Linked DNA regions of Homo sapiens: region 1 is linked to region 2. A link is an interaction called in ENCODE POLR2A ChIA-PET data of the cell type or tissue named here. Cell type or tissue: Panc1. All regions are shown on one strand. Each heading gives the region's core, and the rest is flanking DNA. Links, peaks and the distances in the headings are about the cores only. Region 1 overlaps STAT5B (signal transducer and activator of transcription 5B). Region 2 overlaps STAT3 (signal transducer and activator of transcription 3).

What was found. ChIA-PET counts read pairs that join two places held together with the same protein. Peaks named below come from ENCODE experiments on the same cell type or tissue, not always from the same donor. Only the 100,000 strongest peaks of a DNase experiment are listed, where the experiment ranks them.
Region 1: POLR2A ChIA-PET joins it to region 2 with 5 read pairs; 3 of 35 experiments call an interaction of 5 or more read pairs at or near these places.

The regions. Positions count from the first base shown.
Region 1 is chr17:42,250,994-42,253,910 of GRCh38, reverse strand. The region is part of intron 1 of STAT5B (signal transducer and activator of transcription 5B); the gene reads left to right. Among named protein-coding and RNA genes, the nearest start is that of STAT5B, 24 kb to the left of the region's middle. In Panc1, for the core only: no CTCF peak of the experiment used is centred there; a DNase peak (open chromatin) is centred at 1,090; H3K4me3 peaks cover 185 bases; H3K27ac peaks cover 2,500 bases.
Region 2 is chr17:42,359,406-42,362,322 of GRCh38, reverse strand. All of the region lies in intron 1 of STAT3 (signal transducer and activator of transcription 3), which reads left to right. Among named protein-coding and RNA genes, the nearest start is that of STAT3, 28 kb to the left of the region's middle. In Panc1, for the core only: no CTCF peak of the experiment used is centred there; no DNase peak of the experiment used is centred there.

The DNA.
Region 1 (2,917 bases), core at 115-2,614, 110 kb after region 2:
AATGTCTACAAATGCAGTTGTTAAAGTGCCAGAGACAGAAGTATTGACAATGAGAAATTATCCAAAACCAGGCCAGGCGCGGTGACTCACGCCTGTAATCCCAGCACTTTGGGAGGCAAAGGTGGCAAGATGACTTGAGGCCAGGAGTCACAGGCTGCAATGAGTTGTGTTCATGCCACTGCTCTCCAGTCTGGGCCACAGAACAAGACCCTGTCTCTAAAAATAATCATCATCATCCAAAACCAAGACTGGCTCCTATTGGAAAGGTGGAAATGGTTGTGATGGAATTCAGCAACACCAATACCTTGGTATTTCTGACTTTCAGGATGTTAGGAGACTCTTTCAGTCCTTCCTGTTTAAATATGAATGGATATGTATTGCCATTATTGCCCTGCCCCTACATCTCCCAAATTTAGATTGCTAGTATTTATGTAAGTTTACTAGTCACAAATAGATTCTTGCATTTCCCATCTCTTGTCATAGGGCCCTCTTTGAGTTCAATATGCTTTTATTGGCACTTACTTTGGTTTTCTTTACAGCAGCAGCTGCTAATTAGTGACAGCTTTTGAGCAAGCAGCTTGTCATTTTTGGCAGAGATAGGGGACATCCATAGCAAGTCAAGACTATATTTTCATTTGCTAAATTTACTTTGCTACATGGAAATACATCTTGGATAAAAAATAGTCTGTAGTCAAAGGTGGCTGTGTTTACTGAATTATCTTCCTGAGTTGGCATTCTGTCCTGTAGTTGAAGAACTCACAGAGATGAAAAAAAGAAAGAAAGAAAGAAAGAAAGAAAGAAAGGTTCAACGTCTATCAGACTGATGCCATAAGTCCTGAGTCATCCTTCTAACATTAATCTACATTCTGGGTATAGAACCTCATCATCTTGTTTTGGCACAATCATAAATCTTTCTGGATTGTAGTTAGTGGCATACATGGTAACTGAATGAGTGAATTGTTGACAAATGTGCTTTTCGTTTATACTCAGCTTCTTTCTTGAGATATAATTAAAAGAAAGGTTAGTTTGCTTAGAGAAGATCCTTTCTTTGGAATTTTAGCTCATCTTAGCATCATCATATTTCATGTAATTCTTCTCTTTGAAATTGCTGCAATAAAGTGTTAGCTCTATTTTACAAACTTGTCACGATGTTTATGAGGGTGGCACAACTTGCTATTATGTTTACCTTGATTAGCACCAATGATGAGTCAAAACCTCCGTCATGGTTTCTATAAAGTGTGATTCACTCCCATTATTCCTGTAATAAGGATTCAGATTAATGACCTCCACAGTGTTAAAAATATCCTGAAGGAAATAACTGACCTACCATCCATTTCCCCCAATTTAGGTCCTTTTTGTAACATGGAGGTCTATAAAAATTGTATTCAATACACAATTACTAAATACCAACCATGTATATCAAGTACTATATTGGGGAAATCAAAATGAATCAGAGAGACATGGTCCTTGCTCCAGGATGGCTTACAGTCTATTAGTTGGCCAGCAGATAACTTAGTTGCCTTGGTTCTTATGTCCAGAGTGTAGGGTAAATTCTAATTCTAGAGGAGGAAAACATCCCATCTTTTAAAAATAAGATTATCAAAATGATCAAAGACATTGGATACAAATATTGTACTGATTCTATTTCTACCTAAAGGTGTTAAAGATTGTTTGAGGCACTTTTCCTAGGCTTGTGGAACTGCCAGGCATCCTTGTCCCAAATTTCCCCTTGATATATCGCACAGCACTGTTAAATTCAGAAGTTGCCTTCTGTATCAGAGTGTCTATTTCTTGATGGCATAGCTTGGAGAACCCAGATGATCTTCTAGCATTCAACTCATACTTAATGTACATCAACAGTAACATAGTTATTTGTATATTTTCTTTTCTTTTTTTCTTTTTTTTTTTTTTTGAGACGGAGCCTTGCTCTGTCACCCAGGCTGGAATGCAGTGGCACGATCTCGGCTCACTGCAACCTCCACCTCCTGGGTTCGAGCCATTCTCCTGCCTCAGCCTCCCCAGTAGCTGGGATTACAGGCACGCATCACCACGCCCAGCTAATTTTTTGTATTTTTAGTAGAGACGGGGTTTCACCATGCTGGCCAGTCTGGTCTTGAGCTCCTGACCTTGTGATTCGCCTACCTTGGCCTCCCAAAGTGCTGAGATTACAGGTGTGAGCCACCGCACCCAATCTATTTGTATATTTTCATTTGAACATTTATTAATTATAGTAGGAATTTATCATGTATACCTTGTCTCCAACCCAATGCACAGTAGCATCAGGTAAGTTGCTGTTTAGTTATAGGTATCATGTGAACAGGTATCCAGATGGCAGCTAACTTCAGTATCCTTTGTTATCCTGTCTTACACACTGGGGTGTTTTACAAGTTGCTTTCTCATTTCTATTAATGACATTTCCCCCTGTATGTAAAATGTTTTCTGCCATTAGAAAGCCTAAGTTTCAGATGTTCTGTGATAAATATTGGTGATGGATAATAATGTAACTAATGGAAGCCCCTTAAGGAATTTGCGAACAAGTTTAACAAAGTTAACAACTCAGCTTCTTATAGGAAATGTTGCATTGCTAATTCTGACCACAAGTGGTCAGGATCTAGGTTTTGGCCTTATGGGAAAGTTACCCAAGCCCAGGACAGTTCTCGTTATTCTCCTCCCACTCACTTTTACAATCTAAAGCTTTTGGCTAATTTCTGATTGATTTAAAAGAATGAAGGTGAACCCCCACCCCCCAAATATGGCATCCTTTGGTTGTGCTTGAAGGTTTGTCTTCTTAGTGCTAACCCTCAGGGAAGGGAGTCTTATTTAAAGCCTTTTTTTTTGGATTGTCAAATAATCTTTTTGTATTCATTTGTGAATTGCATTTTATGATAATTCATTTTGTGGCTCGTGTTATAAAGGA
Region 2 (2,917 bases), core at 310-2,809:
CTCTTTTCCTGAGGGGATGGCAGGTTTTACCATTCAGCTGGAGTACAAACCCTGAACCCTTTTTGGTTAAATATCTACTTGCTTTTCCTACAGTATTATTTTGAGTTGCTGTGGCTGTAATGTCTTGAGGGAATCGAGCTTGACAGTAATTTATAGAACAAACAGTTTTTAGAGACTGTGTGGCCCAATTGCCCTCTCAATGTTGGCACTCCTGCCATGACATTTACCATGCTGAGCATGTGACCGCCATCTGAATACCAAATGCCACAGGAACCTGGGAGGTTGTCACTTACTCCTCCCTTTCTCTGAGTCACCTTTGCCCTTCAGTCAGTCACCAAGTCCCATCACATGTAGCTCTGTAATGTCACAGAAGATGGATGTCTGCCTCAAAACACTTACAATGCTGCTACCTAAATTGGGCAGCCACGACCTCCCACCAGGATTATTGCAGCCTGAGGGATCTTTTTGAAATGTAAATCAAACTATCACTTGTCTGTTTAAAGCTTTTCAAAGACTTACCCCATTGCCCTTGGAAGAAAGTGCAGATATCTTGACAGGAGAGCCTTCTCCAGCCTCCTCTTCTGCCGTGGTCTCCTTGTACAGTCTCTACAGTGTACTGCTTCATTAGAACCCTGGAGATTATTATTTGCTAGTTCTGGGCTAAGAACTGGCACCTGGCTTTGTAGAGCTCCTCAGGAGATTCTGAGGCGTATTCAGAGTTGAGCCCTGATCTCTGCTCTGATTTCGAGGTTCTCGTTATATTTATTAATGATCACGAAAAAATTTATTATTATTCTTTGGCCTCACTTTAGCATCATCTGAGGAATTTTTTTTTTTTTTTGACAGAGTTTTGCTCTTGTTGCCCAGGCTGGAGTGCAATGGCGTGATCTCAGCTCACTGCAACCTCCGCCTCCCGGGTTCAAGAGATTCTCCTGCCTCAGCCTCCCAAGTAGCTGAAATTACAGGCATCCACCACCATGCCTGCTAATGTTTTTGTATTTTTTAGTAGAGGTGGGCTTTCACAGTGTTGGTCAGGCTGGTTTTGAACTCCTGACGTCAGCTGATCCACCCACCTAGGCCCCCCAGAGTGCTGGGATTACAGGTGTGAGCCACCGTGCCCAGCCGTAGCTTTCGAAATTTGAAACCTGGTCCCACTGTCAGAGGTTCCAATTTGGCACTGGTTTGGTTCCCAGGCATCTTTCTTGCTGTATATATTTTTTAGTGTCAGCCAGGGTGGAGACCTCTGTATTACTTCATGGGGAAGAATTTGGGAGAAGATGTTGTGAGGAGACAGGTTCTAGTCCTAGAGTGATTTATCCTTTCTCGTACAGATTTCCAGGTATTTGAGGGGCCACTCTTCTGTAATTCATGTTTTTCTCTCCTAACCTCACTCCTGTTGCCTGCATCTTCTTGCTGAGCAAAATATTCAAGGTCTTCAACTCCTCACACCCTGGTTGTCCCTCCCTGGATGTGTTTGGTTGTTTTAGTGTTCCATTTCAATTTTGATACACAGAATTAGAATAGCATCCAGATGTGGGTCTGTTACAGCTAGACTACTAGATCCTTCAAAATCCAAGTACTAGTATGTCTATTAAAATACCATAAGATCACATTGGCTAGTTACAATGGTTGGTTTGTGGGTTACTTAAAAATCAACTAAAATTCTTTTTTTTTTTTTGAGATGGAGTTTTGCTCTTGTTGCCTAGGCTGGAATGCAATGACACAATCTTGGCTCACTGCCACCTCTGCCTCCCAGGTTCAAGCAATTCCCCTGCCTTAGCCTCCTGAGTAGCTGGGATTACAGGCATGTGCCACCATGGCCAGCTAATTCTGTATTTTTAGTAGAGATGAGGTTTTTCCATGTTGGTCAGGCTGGTCTCGAACTCCCGACCTCAGGTGATCCACCTGCCTCAGCCTCCCAAAGTGCTGGGATTACAGGCGTGAGCCACTGAGCCTGGCCAAAATTCCCACTTTCTAATACTCCTGTAGTAGCTGGGTACGGTGGGTCACATCTGTAATCCCAGCACTTTTGGAGGCTGAGGCTGGAGGATCGCTTGAGCCTAGGAGTTCGAGACCAGCCTGGGCAAGATGGCCAGACGCCATCTCTAATTTAAAAAAAAGAAAAAACAAGACTCCTATAGTGGTGAAGAACAGACATTCCGAAAACAGACTGTGCGTTATGATTCCAGCTCCATGCCTTTACTACCTGTGTTGTGACTTTGGATAAATCACTTAAAAATCTTTTTTTTTTTTTTTTTTTTTTGAGACGGAGTCTTGCTCTGCCGCCCAGGCTGGAGTGCAGTGGCGCGATCTCGGCTCACTGCAAGCTCTGCCTCCCAGGTTCACACCATTCTCCTGCCTCAGCCTCCCAAGTAGCTGGGACTGCAGGTGCCCGCCACTACACCTGGCTAATTTTTTGTATTTTTAGTAGAGACGGGGTTTCACCGTGTTAGCCAGGATGGTCTCGATCTCCTGTCCTCGTGATCCACCCGCCTCAGCCTCTCAAAGTGTTGGGATTACAGGCGTGAGCCACCGCACCCGGCCAAATCACTTAAAATTCTGTGCCTCAGTTTCTCCTCTGTAAAGTGGGATAAAAATAGTACCTATCTGATAGGGTTGTTACAATTATGAAATGAGCAAATAAGTATGTCAAGTGTTTAAAACAGCGCCTGGCTTCTTGTAAAAAGTGCTATATAAATCATAGCTATAATCATTACTTATTTCGACTGCTCTTTAACCAAGGTTCTTATTTTTCATCTTTTTCTTTTGTTTTGAATATCACTTAGTGTTTTCACCTTTTACTCTTTTTAGGACCTAGAGCCATCCTAGGTGAAATACGTATGGAGATATTTGATCAGGTCACCACCCAGCTCTCCTGACCTCCCTTCTCTCCTTAAATTAACATGCCAAATCACAG